Linked DNA regions of Mus musculus: all the other regions are linked to region 1. Evidence: chromatin loops called from intact Hi-C (ENCODE). Cell type or tissue: heart. All regions are shown on one strand.

Evidence for each region. Hi-C counts contacts between places; a loop is a spot of excess contacts. Peaks named below come from ENCODE experiments on the same cell type or tissue, not always from the same donor. Only the 100,000 strongest peaks of a DNase experiment are listed, where the experiment ranks them.
Region 2: it touches region 1 in a loop (3-fold over the local background); 13 of 42 quality-filtered maps call a loop at or near these places.
Region 3: it touches region 1 in a loop (1.9-fold over the local background); 4 of 42 quality-filtered maps call a loop at or near these places.

What each region holds. Positions count from the first base shown.
Region 1 is chr3:94,580,418-94,585,417 of GRCm38, reverse strand. It overlaps Snx27 (sorting nexin family member 27), which reads left to right and starts at 2,702. Exons shown (of 12, transcript NM_001082484.2): 1 at 2,702-3,173. The coding sequence starts at 2,869. In heart, no CTCF peak of the experiment used is centred here; a DNase peak (open chromatin) is centred at 2,737; H3K4me3 peaks cover 2,340 bases; H3K27ac peaks cover 2,036 bases.
Region 2 is chr3:94,454,115-94,459,114 of GRCm38, reverse strand. No RefSeq gene overlaps it. Among named protein-coding and RNA genes, the nearest start is that of Mrpl9, 13 kb to the right of the region's middle. In heart, a CTCF peak has its summit at 2,504 (motif pointing left); a DNase peak (open chromatin) is centred at 2,444; H3K4me3 peaks cover 481 bases; H3K27me3 peaks cover 1,147 bases.
Region 3 is chr3:94,531,095-94,536,094 of GRCm38, reverse strand. It overlaps Snx27 (sorting nexin family member 27), which reads left to right. Exons shown (of 12, transcript NM_001082484.2): 3 at 4,706-4,898. Among named protein-coding and RNA genes, the nearest start is that of Snx27, 49 kb to the left of the region's middle. In heart, a CTCF peak has its summit at 1,941 (motif pointing left); no DNase peak of the experiment used is centred here.

The sequences.
Region 1 (5,000 bases):
TGAGGGGTGAAGAGGTTGCATGAAGGGCAGTGCAGTTTGACTCCCTAAACCTGTAGTCTGTAGCTATCTCGTTTATCTCTGCATCTCTCACCATTGTTAAAAAGCCTAGAACAGAAGGTACATTCAATTTGTGTGTGTGTGTGTGTGTGTGTGTGTGTGCGTGCACACATATGTATGTGTGTGTGCGTGTGTGCTGAAAAAAATATTAAAAAAAGGTCTCTTATAGCCCAGGATCCCCTTGAACTTGCTCTATAGCTGAGGATGATGACCTTGAACTTCTGATTTTTCCTAGGGCCTCCAAGTTCTGAGTGCTGGGAGTGTATCACCACATCTTGTTTTTATGCGACTAGGGATTAAGCTGGGCTTCCTGCATGCTAGGCAAGTGGTCTACTGACTGGCTGACACCCTTAGCCTCATTCAGTGTATCTATATGTATATTTGTTTATGTATATATGTATTTATATACGAGTAAGTACATTACAATTTATGTATATGAGTGCTCAATTTGCATGTATGCCTGCATGATGGAAGAGGGCATCGGAACCCATTGTAGATGGTTGTGAGCCACTATGTGGTTGCTGAGAATTGAACTCAGGACACCTGGAAGAGCAGCCAGTGCTCTTAACCATTGAGCCATGTCTCTAGCCCTCCCACCTTCAGTATATTTTTTTAATAAAAAATAAAGGCAAATGTTGTTTGTTTGTTTGTTTTTTGAGACAGAATGTTAGCATGTAGCTCCTGGTTGGCTTGCCTCAACTCACAGAGATGGGCTGGCCTCTGTGTCCCGAGTGCTGGGATTAAAGATGTGGGCTTGGCAAAAATAACTAGTTCTATCTGGGCATGTTGATGCACGCCTTTAATCCCAGCACTCAGGAGGCAGAGGCAGGCAGATTTCTGAGTTCAAGGTCAGCCTGGTCTATAGAGTGAGTTCCAGGACATCCAGGGCTACACAGAGAAACCCTGACTCGAAAAACCAAAAAAACCAAAAACCAAAAAACTAGTTATTTTAGCAGCAAGTTCTTTCCATCCAGTACTCAATTCAAAATAAATTATTCAAGTCCAAACCAGATTCCATCATTATGTTGAAGCAAAACTTATTCTATCTTTATTATTTCAGTATTTCAGAACTAACCAAGAGTCTTCATCAGCTTTGTTGTAAAACAAGGTTACTTTTATTCCTTTTGTTTATAATGCAAACCTTTCTTTTTAACCTTCATATGTATGCTCTAACTGTAGTGACTTTGTGTCTCCATTCAGTATGTTTCAAAATCTCTTAATCCCCCTATTGCTTCTTCTGTCCCTTGTAATCTTAAAAACTCTCCATGGCCAGTAAACTCTTTCAGGGGCTTGTTTGTTTTTATAAATTATCTGCTTCTTTTAGGTTCATAATTTTTTACTTGTGTAACCTCATCTACCAAGCAGGGACTGGGCTAGTGCTGTAAAGCGTTAATAAGTTCTAGATGTAAAGACTTGGTACATAGTCATGTTGAGAAAGGTAGTTCTTGGTGCTTCTCCTCTTCTTCTGCTGGATGCCAAGAAGGAAGACTCCTGGCTCGTTATCTCCAGGTTATTTCTCCGGTTGGGGGGTTGTGTTAATATGTCACTTTGGGAGATGAAGTAATGTCCCCCTCAGGACAAAGAGCAAGTCTACTGTATTCCTTTGTACAGAATGGCAACCTTTCCAAGTTGTGTGTCTTAGGCTCTGATACCTTAGGGGAACATCACTCATCAGAGCTCTTTATCTACATGGTGCTTGGTGGGGAAGAACTGAGAATACCTGAGGAGGCTGATACTGTTTCCTTTGTCTTTGCTTTGTGGAATCTTGTGTATTCTACAACATCTACTAAACAGGAATGGATTAACTAGTGACCTTATCAGTAGGGGGAAATCAAATACCAAAGTGGAGCAGTGATGGCGTAGATTGCTATGTGCATTATTTCTGTCATTACTTGCTGTCACCAGGCACCCAGCTCTATCAAGTTTATATCCTGCCAGATCGCCAAAAACACCAACTGCATGCTTTCTAAGAATTCTCTTGTGCTATTGGAAGAAATGAAATAAACAAGATAAAAGCAACTTCAAAACTCTTGCTAAATTAAAATTATTGACCACTTTAATATCCAGTTCTAAATCATGGAAGCTGTTGTTTTCCTCCACACATGCTTTTTTGTATGTCTGTATATAGCCGTGAAGTTGCAATAACATGGAAAAGAAAGTTGCGCAAAAACAGCTGAGCTTTAAATGCTGTTACATAATTGCTGCTTGACTTTGGTAACACTAAAGTTCCGTATCCTAATACTTGAAATAAGGAACCGAATTCACGATCTGGTTGTATCACTTGATTGCTGGGGCTTTGTCCAACATGAATATACAAATGAATAACCGATTCAAGATTGCAATGAATCACCAACTAGTGGTCGGGCATAATCCCAGCAATCAGGAGGCAGAGGCAGGTGGATCTCTGAGTTTGAGGTCGGCCTGCTTTACAGAGCCAGTTCAGGACAGCAAGGGCTACAAAGGGAAACCCTGTCTCGAAAAAACAAAACAAAAAAAGATTCTCATCATCCAACCAAGGAAACTTAACCAGAGCCCAAAGCCCAATAAACCACAACTCCCAGAAGGCTTTGAGCCCGGATGCGTCATGCACCATTTGCAGAACTACATCTCCCAGGAGGCCCTGCAGCGCCCAACCGTCTGCTTCTCCCGCCTTGCTCCCTTTTCCTCACCCCCTCGCAGCGCGGTGGCCCACTAGCTCCAGCGGTCGGCGGAGCGGGCGCGCGCCGGGGTCGCGCGGCTGCCGGAGGGGGCGGGCGCGCGCCGGAGGAGTGGAGGCGTAGGGGGGCGGGGGACCGCTCGCTTGCTCGCAAGATGGCGGACGAGGACGGGGAAGGTATTCACCCCTCAGCCCCGCACCGGAATGGAGGCGGCGGCGGGGGGTCTGGGCTCCACTGCGCCGGGAACGGTGGCGGGGGAGGCGGCGGCCCGCGGGTCGTGCGCATTGTCAAGTCCGAATCCGGCTACGGCTTCAACGTGCGGGGCCAAGTGAGCGAGGGCGGGCAACTGCGGAGCATCAACGGGGAGCTGTACGCGCCGCTGCAGCATGTGAGCGCCGTGCTGCCCGGGGGGGCGGCCGACCGGGCCGGGGTGCGCAAAGGGGACCGCATCCTGGAGGTGTGAGTATCGCTGCCGCCACGCCCCGTCCTCCTATCCTTCGCCTGTCCTGGCCCCGCACCCTGTCACCCAGGCCGCACCTCTCTTAGCTCGAGAGCCTGCCGCGACCCTCGCCCCCCGCGGGCCTTCGCGGCCCGGCTTGGAGCCTCCTGCTTTCCTGGCGTCTCCAGTTTGTGCTCTCCCTGCTGCTCCCATGCCTTTGGCTGCTCTCAACCCGTTTGCCTTCTTCTATAGCATGCCTCTTTCTGCCCCTTACTGAGGGAGTCTCCTTTCGACCTAGCCAGTACTGTGTCCTCCCCAACTTTTCATCTTTAGCATCATAGTTTCCTGGTCGCTGCCACTCCCCTCAGACCTTGTGGACTGTCCCTTCTGCCCTCTAGACCTGATAGGACCTGTGGTCAGCTCATTTTCCTCTGGAGGCATCATTTCTCCCCACCTTAACCCTCCACCCACTTTCCTTAGTTATTCCCCGTTATGATAAAAGCACACCGACATTTTTGCATCCACCGTTTGGCCTTTTCTCCCCTCTTCTTCTTTGTAGTCACACCATCTCGAGTATACCTTATCACATGCGTTTTTGGGGGAGGGGTTGCAACCTGATTTTCAGGCTAGCTTCTCCATGGCTACATTGCTTTTGAGTACAGCCTTTTCTGGCTCCCCGACTTCCCACGTGCACCACTCCTCACACCTTGGAGTTCGGTTTAATAGTGCTCCTAGCTCCTGCTTCCCTCAGACTGCAGTCGACTTAGGTCTTTGCCCGCTCCGTTTTCCTCCTGCTCTGTGCTATTGCAATCCTACACTTTAAATTTCTCGACGTAGCTTTCCCTTCTCTTTTTAAGGCCCCTTCTGCTGTTGCAACCCACCTTCTGCTGCAGTCTTCCTTCATCGAACTTGTTCAGGCTCACTTGTCACCACCACATCCCTTAAAGCTCCAGAGATGTTGTCTTGGCAGTTTGAACGCAGACCTCCACTGCCCTAAGCTGTGTTGTGGTTGTGATTTTGTACTTTGTCCTAAATTTGTATAGTGGTTGTTGGTTGACTTGTTGGCGCTGTGTGCTCTCATTGTCTCCATTCTCCTTCAATCCTGGATCTCTCCTTACTGCATCTATATTGTATCGCCCCCCCCTCCCCGCCCCCCACACGCAGCCTCTCCTTCCATGATGGGATTTACTCACACAAGTCTTTCTTCTTTTTAAATATTTCATTTTAATTGTAAGTTCCACAGCTGCCTGCTCTTCATTTTGTAAAACAGATTCATGTAAGAGCTGCACTTACAGAATCTTGGGAGTCTGTCCTTGTAAAGGAGCCCCCTTCCTCCAGGCCTTTCCCCCCCCTCCCATTTTTGTGCCCATTACTCTTACTCTGTTTCCTCGTCTTTTCCACTTCAAGAAAGAGTAGCTCACTAATGCATGTGTGTGGAGAGCTTGCACATTTCTTCTGACCTTTATGGAAAGAGATGCTTGTGGGGTTTTTGTTTTGTTTTGTTTTAAATTGCTATATTACAGACTATTTTCTAATATTTTCGGGTAGTATATTTTTAGTCTTTGTGGGTAGCATTAAGATACTGAATACAATAATGACTTTGCCTTCTAACTGGGTCCCTTGGTATTTATTTTCTAGAAAACGCAAAAGTTGTGACTGATGGTTTCTTCTGATAGAAACTTTTAGAATTGTCATTTTGCTTTCCCTGTGGAAATTAGCTTTGATTCAGCTCTTTATATTTAGTTTTAAAATATATACAGTTATAAGTGTATTAAAGTTCTAGGTCATTTGCTGTATAGGGTCCAAAATGATGAAACTACAGCTAATATCTACCAAGAGTGTTTAAA
Region 2 (5,000 bases), 130 kb after region 1:
GTTGAATGGTCTTGTTCTTGTAGAGGAGCCAAGTTCTGTTCCCAGCACCCACATGGTGGGTCACAACCTCCTATAACTCCAGTTCCAGGGAATCTGCTGCCCCCTTCGGGCCTCTTTAGGCACTGTACACATGGTGTCTTAGGGTTTCAATTGCTGTAAAGAGACACCATGACCCCAGAAACTCTTATAAAGGAGAAGATTTCGTTGGGGCTGGCTTACAGTTCAGAGGTTTAGTCCATTATCATCATGGCGGGAAGCATGATGGTACAAAGGCAGACATGGTGCTGGAGAGATAGTTGAGAGTTCTACACCCAGATCTGAAGGCAGCAGGAAGAGAGCCACACTGGGCTTGGCTTGAGCTTTTGAAACCTCACACCTAACCCCAGTGACATGCTTCCTCCAATAAAGCCACACCTACTCCAACAAGGCCACATCTAAGAATGTCATTTCCTGTGGACCTATGGGGCCTATTGTTATTCAAAACACCACACAAGGGTGCACATACACACATACAGTCAAACACTCTTATAAATGTTCAAGCCTGCAGGACTTGTCATCGTTCTGCCTACTGTATTTCCTGCTTCTCACTGCTGTCACTCTCCCACTGTCTATGGCATAAAGCTGTGACTTGCAGTGATGGCAGCTCTTACTGAGCCTGCTCAGCACTTCACGGCCAGCCTCTCAACAGTGTCTGATACATGGCATCACTCCAACATGCTTGACATCCTACATGGATGGCTAGGTGGGCAGTTGGAAGCCTGAGCTACGGGTGAGCCTTAATCTATGCAGTGGCACAAACACAGGTGAAGCCCAGGCAGTTAGAAGAGGAAGAGACTGAATGTGATTTGAATGGAGGTTAGATGGAAGGGGAAGTGAAGAGTCTAGAGACTTCCAAGGTTTCTTGCAGGGAGAAACGATTGGATTATTCCTAAGTACAGAAGGGAAGCGATGGGGGGTGGGGGGGGGTGTCCAGAATGGAGGGTTGAACTTGGTTCAGGTTTGCCCGGATTTGCAGTTGGGTAATGGGAGGTGTTAGCATGAAGAGGGTCAGTGGGGAAGGCACTGCAATTGCAAGACAAGGGTGTCTGGAGAAGGCTACACATGGCCTGTGTGGGTGGCTTTCTGGAGACATCTACTCCTCTCAAGCCAATGACTAAGTCCTGTTAAAAAACCCAACTAAGTAAACTGGAGGTGGCGCTCACATCTGCAATCCCAGCACTCTGGAGGGGAGGCAGGATTTAGAGGAGTATTTTAGCTTTCTTTCCTTTCTTTCTTCCTTTCTGTTTGTTTTTGTTTTGTCTTGTTTTTCAAGACAGGGTTTCTTTGTGTAGCCCTGGCTGTCCTAGAACTTGATTTGTAGACCAGGCTGGCCTCGAACCCAGAGAACCCCATGCCTCTGCCTCTCGAGTGCTGGGACTAAAAGCACCTCCATTGCCTGGCTTTAGTGTGAAAACACTCTAGCCAAGAACTAGAGAGATAGCTCATCTGTTAAGAGCACTGTCTGACCTGACCCTCCAGAGGTTCCGAGTTCTAGTCCCAGCAACCACATGGTGACTCACAGCCATCTACATTGGGATCTGATGCCCTGTTCTGGTATGAAGGTGTACATGCAGATAGAGCACTCATATACATAAATTAAAAATAGATCTTAAAAGCAAACAACAAAGTCCTCTGGCTTGTGGAGGAAAGGGGCTATTTGGCTTCCACGTCCCAATCACACAGCTTGAGGCAGGAGCTTTGAAACAGAGGCCACAGAAGAATGCTATTTACTGGCTTGCTGTACATGGGCTTGCTCAGCTTGCTTTCTTCTACAACCCAGCACCACCCCAGCCATAGCACCATCCACAGTGAGCTGGGCCCTCAGACACCATCATCAGTCTAGAAAATGTACCACAGTGGTGCCTACAGGCTATTTGAGGTTCCTCTTCACAGATGGCTTAGTGTCAAGCTGATATAAAACCAACCAGAACAAGGACGGGATCACTGCAAAGAACATTTAGCATTTAGCTTTTAGAACATGTTCTGGGAATAGGAGATGACGGACCTGATATTTTCATTTCCACTAGTCTATTTCACTTTTAGGCTTACAAAGTTAGGGGCTTCTGGAATTGCTGTTCAGATGGTATCTGATATGTAGGAAGAAGGCGACAGCTGATAAATGGATCCAGGTGGCCCAGCTTTGCCACCTAGTGAGCAAAAGAAATTTCTGTGCCAAGGGTCTCACCCACCAAAATGGCTGTAGCTCTCATTCTGGCTTGCAGTAAGGATCGTTTACTACGAGGCTGATTTTTCCCCCTTCACTTATTATTCATCTCTGTGATCAGTCATTTACCAAGTCCCAGGACTCCTCATACATTCGTGATGCAGTCTTGAGTACACTCTTCCCTCAAGGACTCGCGGCCCGAGGGGGCGTGGTCTCATTGAGTTCTTAGGGTGGAACCCGGGCAGCGGCTAGAAACCAGGCCACCCAGTCTTGATGCTCTGGTTTCTACTGCCCTCTTGTGGGCATGGCTATGAAACCAGGAGAAGTCAATCGTAGAACAAAGTCGGGAGATCTAGCTGAGGAGGAATCAGGGCTAGAGTGGGAAGTAACATATATTTTCAGAGTTCTTTCTTCTTTTAAAATTCTTTTTTTTCTAAACGGGGTTTCTCTGTATATCCCAGGATGTCCCGGAACTTACTATGTAGACCAGGCTGGCCTTGAACTCTCAGATCTGCTTGCCTCTGCCCTCTAAATGCTGGCTTGTGCCACCATGCCCAGCTTGTTTTTTTGTTTTTTTTGTTTAAAAATTATTCTGTTTTTGTGTCGTATCGTCTGGAACTGGAGTTACAGATGGCTCCAAGCCATCATGTGGTTGCTGGGAACTAAATACAGATCTGCAAGACCAACAAGTGTTTTTAAATCCCTGAGCCATCTCTCTAGCTCTCCATTTTCAGATTTCTGAAGTAGAAAGTTTCTTGAAAAGTTCCAGGATTGAGGGCTTTGCTTGTTGGCAATTCTGCCTTGCTGAGCCCCTAGATGTTTCCTCCTCTTCCTCTTAGAAAAAGAAAAATAAGATTTATCCTACTTTTATGTGTATGAGTGTTCTGCACGTGTTATGAAATATAATGTGGGGAGAAGGTACTTCCGGGAGGCTGAGCCAAGGTGCGCCGGGAGGAAATTCTGCCAATCAATAGAGCTGGTGTAAAGGAGGTTTACAGAGGAAGGGGAGAAGAGTGAGGACCTGGGTAAGGGGTTTGAGTGGACATGTAGACCAGCAGACAGGAGCAGAGCCGCGTGGGCAGAGAAAAAGTGGGGCAGGTGGGGTGAGCGCTGAGAACAGGAAGAGGAAGAGAATTGGGGAGGGGAGAAAGAGAAGGAGGGAGGGAGGGAGGGAGGGAGGGAGCAGAGACAGAAAGAGATCTTGGAGTACTGGGGCCCTTTTATCGCCACACACACCTGACTGCAGCAGGTGATGAAGTAAGCAGCTGCTAGGCCACTGAAGTCGAGCCAGCGGAATCACCTGTACGCTAACAGCATGTATGTGTGTATGTTCACCATGTGTGTGCCTGATACCTGCGGAGGCCAGAAGAAGGCACCAATCTCCTGCAGTCTATAACTCCTTAGAAGGTATAGACAGCTGTGAGCTGTCATGTTGGCACTGGGAATTGAACCTGGGTTCTCAGCAACAGCAAGTGCTCTTAACCATCAAGCCATCTCTCTAGCCCCAGGGCTTGCTGCTTACACACAGCTGAGGGGTTGATTTCCCCTTCCTTTATTATTCATTTCTGTGATCATTTACCGAATACCAGGACCCATCACATATGTGTGATGCAAAGTCTCGGGCACACACCTCCCTCAATGGATTCACAGTCTAGTGAGTGAAGACAGATAAAGTACAGCTTCAGAATAAAACACAACACTCACAGCGCACTCTGGACCACACATATCAGAAAAGGCTTTGGTGTATAGCATTGGGTGGGTTTTCTCTTCGGCTGGCAACTCTGACCAGGAAGTCAAATTATGAGACATATATTAAGCTAATCAGGGCAAGAAGATGTCTTATGAAGGAATTCCTTTTCTTTGAAAGGTTCTGTAGTAGAGGCTGAGGCATCCCTTCAGAACCTACCTTCAGGACTTGTCCAGGAGCCAACTCCATGTGCCGCTGAACCTTTGGTGCCTGGTTGTTCCAGCTGGGCCCTTTCCAGGACTGCCCAAGCCCCATGTGGAGACTCACGACCATCGGTAATCCCAGTTCTGCCGAATCCTATGCCCTCTTTTATCCTAAGTAGGCACGCATGTAGTACAGACATACATGCAGGCAAAATACCCCAAAATACCCCCCCCCCCAGCTCTAGTGCTGGGCAGATTTTAAAAGCAGGAGCACTGGTAGATTCACCAGCGGCCAGGATCCCACAGCAAGGGAAGCCGAACTGCTGAGTGTTAATCAGTCACTTTACTTAGGTTGTTACAGCACTCACTAGGACTGCCTGGGAAAGGGGATGGCAGTGGAGAAAAATAAATCAGGCTTGAGAAATGTATCAGGTTTCATAAAGGAGGTGGCTGGAGGTAATCAATGCACCAGAGAAAGACAATAAAAGCTAAGGGTGATTGATCACCAAGTAAAAGCTAAGTGTACAAGGTCCTCAGGTTATAAAGGCAAATCTGCAAGGCAGGGAGGGCTGCATACGGAACTCTGTCCCTAACCTCAGGAAGGCACCCAGAGGTGCTTTGGATCAAATCTCCTCTCATCCTTCGGGCCTGCAAAAGTGATTACTTGTTAATGGTACCACTTGTTAATGGTAACCACTTGTTAATGGTACCTACCACTGCTTCTCCTCAAGATAGCCCTCCTTCCCTTCCCTTCTCTCTCCCCCTTTTTGTGTGGTTATATACATGTATGTGGATGCATGTGCACATGTGTGCATATGTACATAGAGGCCAGAGGGCAACATCAGTTGTCTTCCTTAATCATCTGTCTATCTATCTATCTATCTATCTATCTATCTATCTATCTATC
Region 3 (5,000 bases), 49 kb after region 1:
CAGCCACATCATGGGCTGGTGAGACTGGCTCAAGGGGTAAATGTGCTCACTGCCAAACCTGACACCTGAGTACAATACACAGTTTCCACAGGGTAGAAGAAGAGAACTGAATCCTGAATGTTGTCCTTTGAACCTCCCTGCACATGGCTGCACATGTGTGTGCGCACACAAACCACACACACATATGGCTGCACATGTGTGCTCACACACAAACCACACACACAACGTAGACTTTTGGTTTACATAGTTTGTGATGAGAAGTTTGCTCCGTTTATTTTTTGGTCTTTTTTATATAATATTTTAACTCCCTCTGGCTGTCTTCAAGGTTTTTTTCTTAATCTTTGATTTATGTAAGTCTTAAGATGGTTTTTCTCAGTATTTATCCTGTTTAGGGAAGCTGATTTAGTATCTTTTGTTAATTTCTTTTAAAAGATTTTTTTTAAAGATTTATTTTATGTGTATGGGTGTTTTGCCTGCATGTATGTGTGTCACATGCATACCTGTTGTTCTTGGAGACCACAGGAGGGTGTAGAATCCCTTGGAACTGGAGTTACCAAGTCACCATGTGGCTGATGAGAACTGTACCTGGGTCTTCTGGAATATCGGTCAGTGCTCTTAACTGTTGAGATGTTTCTCCTGCCTCCTCATGTCCTCCCGAGATTCCGGTTTCTTGTTTGTTAGACTGGTATTGGGCTGAAGCTTTTGGATGGCCTAGTAGCTATTCTCTTCTCTTGTTCTATCCTGTGCTCTCTTGTCTTCTTATCTTATTGGTGGTGGGCTTCAGTTCCTTTTGGGTGGCTGCTATTGCTGTTGAGAGTGGCAGCTGGGGAGGCAGCTCAGGGGTTCTCAGTGTTCTTCCATTGCTACCTGAGTGTTTATACAACAGACAAGTTCTCTTTTTTTGTTTCATTTATTTATATTTACTTACTTCCTGTTATTTGTTTGTTTATTGTGGATGTGTATGGAGGTCTGAAGACATCTCAGGAGATTTTCCACTATCTGGGTTTGTTTTTTTTTTAAGATTTACTTATTTTATTTATATGAGTACAGTGTACTTGTCTTTAGACACACCAGAAGAGGGCATCAGATCCTATTACAGATGGTTGTGAGCCACCATGTGGTTGCTGGGAATTGAACTCAGGACTTCTTGAAGAGCAGTCAGTGCTCTTAATGGCTGAGCCATCTCTCCAGCCCCACCATATGGGTTTTGAGGTGTGTGTGTACTAGACAGGGTAGTAACTTTGTATGTAGCTCAGGATGTAGCTCTGGTTTCCTGGAACTCACTGTGTCAGCCAAGGTGCCCTCGAATTCACAGAGACCTACCTGCCTCTGCCCCCAGAGTGCTGAGATTAAATGCGTGCACCAACATACCTGGCATTGTATAGCTTTTTAAAAAACACAATAAATTATAAAGTGTTGGGGTTCAAACCAAGGGCCTTGAGTATGTTGGACAAGTGGTCTATGAGTGAGGTACATCCCCAGCTAGAATAGCTCTTATTCTAGGAGTAAGATTTATTTGTTTGTTTGTTTGTTTTTCAAGACAGGATTTCTCTGTTTAACAGTCCTGGCTGTCCTGGAACTCAATTGTAGACAAGGCTGGCCTCAAACTCAAGAGATCTGTCTGCCTCAGCCTTCTGAGTGCTGGAATTAAAGGCATGCACCACCACTACCACCCTAGAACTAATTTAGTCTCTTTCCTAGAACAGGCCTTTTGTGTTCTCTTCTAAAAGCCACAAAATTCAGGGAAGTCTGGTTTTTGTTTTTGTTTGTTTGTTTTTGTTTTTTTTTTCCTGGTTGGAGGAAAGTTGAATTGTTCTAAACCCAGTGTTAACTCTGAGAGTTGTTCATTTACCTTACCCCCTGGTGAGAGTTCTTTCCTTGGGTTGCTGTTCAGTTAGAATTGAAGGTGACCTGGAGCCTGCCTGTGTTTAGCACCCTCTTGTGGTGCTTAGCCCTACAAATTTAGCTGCTTTGGCCTACTTGGTTCATGTGGCCTCCCTGAGCCATTCTTTAGAAGTTACCCAGGCAGAGATCTGCCTAGGAGTTATAGGGCTCATCTTTCTTGTTTCCTTGTCTTAGTGATCAGTTAATAGCTGCCCATTGTCTCATGTCTGGAAGAGTTGTTTGTGTTTTATGTCCAGTTTCCTATTATTTATAGTAAGAGGTTGACTATAGACCACTTGAGGACATCCAGCTTAGGTGTCCTATAAAGCATTATGTAGTATTTAGGGAAAATAAAAAATAATTTAACTGTTATTGACTTCAAAAGAAATATGACAAGTTAAAAAAGAAGAAAATGAGAAAAAAATGTCGGTGGAATTCCATATTATAGAAAAAATTTACAGTTCTCAGTAGTAAATATTGTCAAGAAGTTTTTAGATCTTTTTCTGGTTTTATTAAGACAGAGTTTGTGTGTAGACCACACTGGCCTTCCTTTTGTTTATAGTGATCCTCCTGCCTTCACTTCTTGACTGCATGCATTACCACACTCTACTTATGCTTTGTGTCCATGGGTAAAAAAAAAGTCTCCTTTGCACACAAAAGTGTTCTTTATGAAGAAGAGTGATAAATTATATTCTTAAAATTCAGAGCCTTTTGCAGTGCTTGATGGAATTGTTAGCAAGGAAGAAAGGGTTGTAATCTGAGCTAGGTATAGTGGCCCAGCCCTAGAGAGGTGGGAATGGGAGAATCAGGAGTTGAAGGCCAGCTGCAGCTACACAGTGAGTTCTATGTGAGACTGTCGTAAGACAGACACCTAAAAACTAAATATAAAGAATAAAACCAGGTATTTGAAAGACCCTTAAATAAAGTAAAAACAATGAAAATGAGAGAAGATATTCACACTGTGAACATGTGAAAAACATATGTCAGCCACAACAACAAAAGGCTGGGCATGGTGGCACATTGCACATTGCATCTGGGAGGCATGAGCTAGAGGATCTTAAGTTTGAAGCTAGCCTGTGCTATACATTGAGACCTTGTCTCAAAAACAAACAAAAATTCTGGTAGAAAAACCACATAGAGCTGGAAGTGGTAGCTTGTTCTTTTGACTCTAGCAGGAAAATCACTTGAGCTCAGAAGTTTGGGGTCAACTGGGCAACATAGTGAGACAGACAAATCACGGACTCAACAAGTCCGTGAAAAATGCACACAAATTCAATGTAATAGTAGGTGAACCACAACAATTGGTATTTCACAAAAAAAGTGGCTGGGCCTGGTGGAGTGCACCTTTAGTTCTAGCACTCGGAAGGCAGAGGCAGGCAGATCAAGGCCAGTGTGGTCTACGAAGTGAGTTTCTGGACAGCCAGGGCTACACAGAGAAACCCTGTCTCAGAAAAATTAAAACAAAAAACAAAAACAAAACAAAAAGGGATACTTGGACAATAAATAGAAAGAAAATTTTCATCATAGAGAAGCTTTGAATGTTAAAAGATGTTCTAGCATTTGGATGTTTTAAAGAGACTGAACTTTTAAAGACTAGTGCTGTTTTAATTTTTATTTTTTTATTCCTGAGACACGGTTTCTGTGTGTAGCCCTGGCTGTCCTGGAACTCACTCACTCTGTAGACCAGGGTGGTGTGAGACTTAGAGATTAAACACATACGCCTCCAGGCCCAGTTGACTGTGGACTTTTAAAAGTTAGAATGTTTTAGATTGTGATGTTGATATTAATATGGGGTCTTGGAGATGAAGTTATTTATTAGTGTGACATGCTGATAAGGGGCCAACTGTCCTGACTAGTAACTTTGGAAAAATAAATTAGAACTATGCAGAAGCCTTTTCACATTCATTCCATCGGCAGAAATGCATTTCTTCTCACACGTCCCAGGCTGGCCTTGAATTTGCTGTCTAGCTGCAGATGATTCCTGAATGGTGAGATTATGGGTATGCCCCACCACGCCTGTTTATGTGGTCCTGGGGATCAAATTCAGGGTTCCTGCATGCTAGGCAAGCACTCTACCGATTATACTTCCTCCCCAGACCCTAAAAAGATTTTTTCCTTAGGAGTATAGGTTGTAACAAATCTTACAGCTTGGCTGGACATTGTTTCGTGAGGCTAAAATGTACTTATCTTTAAATCCTCAGTCCAGTTTTCATCTCTGAATATACAACAGGAGACATGCATAGAAACGTTTATAGCAGCATTGTTCACATTGCTAGCTTAATTCAGAAATAACCCAAATGCCAACAATGAGAGAAGAAATAAAACAAAATGACCATAGGGTTGATGAGATGGCCAAGCAAGTACAGGCCACCTAGCCAGAAAACCTGACTTTTCCTGGGACCCACACAATAGAAAGAGTTGATTCCCCCAAGTTGTTCCCAGACCACCTTTGAAATGACTGTAGAGCTAGGTAGTGTGAGCTACACGTATGTCAGCCAAGTCATGCTGTTCTATAGTAAATCCTAACTTTTCTTTTCCTTCCTTAGCTTGCTTGTTCACTCATTGCATTCATTGCAATGGTTCTGAGAAACTTTTGCCTTTCTGGAAAACCTAGTAATTGCCTTTGAAGGTATTTAGATATTAAAGAAACTGGTAAAATGAGATCATACCTCCTCAAAAAGAGTAGTTTTCTTGTACATAGAACTTTTGCCATGTTTATTAAAATGGCTGTGAACATTTTTTGTGTAGTGCATAGAAATAGACCTAGCCACTATGCACCTGGCTTTAGATGACTGTGAATTCTTTGTTCCTGTCTCACCAGGTATACAATGTTTACATGGCTGGGAGGCAGCTGTGTTCTAAGCGGTACCGGGAGTTTGCCATACTGCACCAAAACCTGAAGAGAGAATTTGCCAACTTTACATTTCCTCGACTTCCAGGAAAGTGGCCATTCTCATTATCAGAACAACAATTGGATGCCCGGCGTCGTGGGTTGGAAGAATATCTAGAAAAGGGTAAGCGATGCTTCATTTCTCAGCAGGTAAAGGCACTTGCCACCAAAGCTAATGACCTGAGGTAGAAGAAAAGCAACTCACACAGGCTGTCCTATCACCACC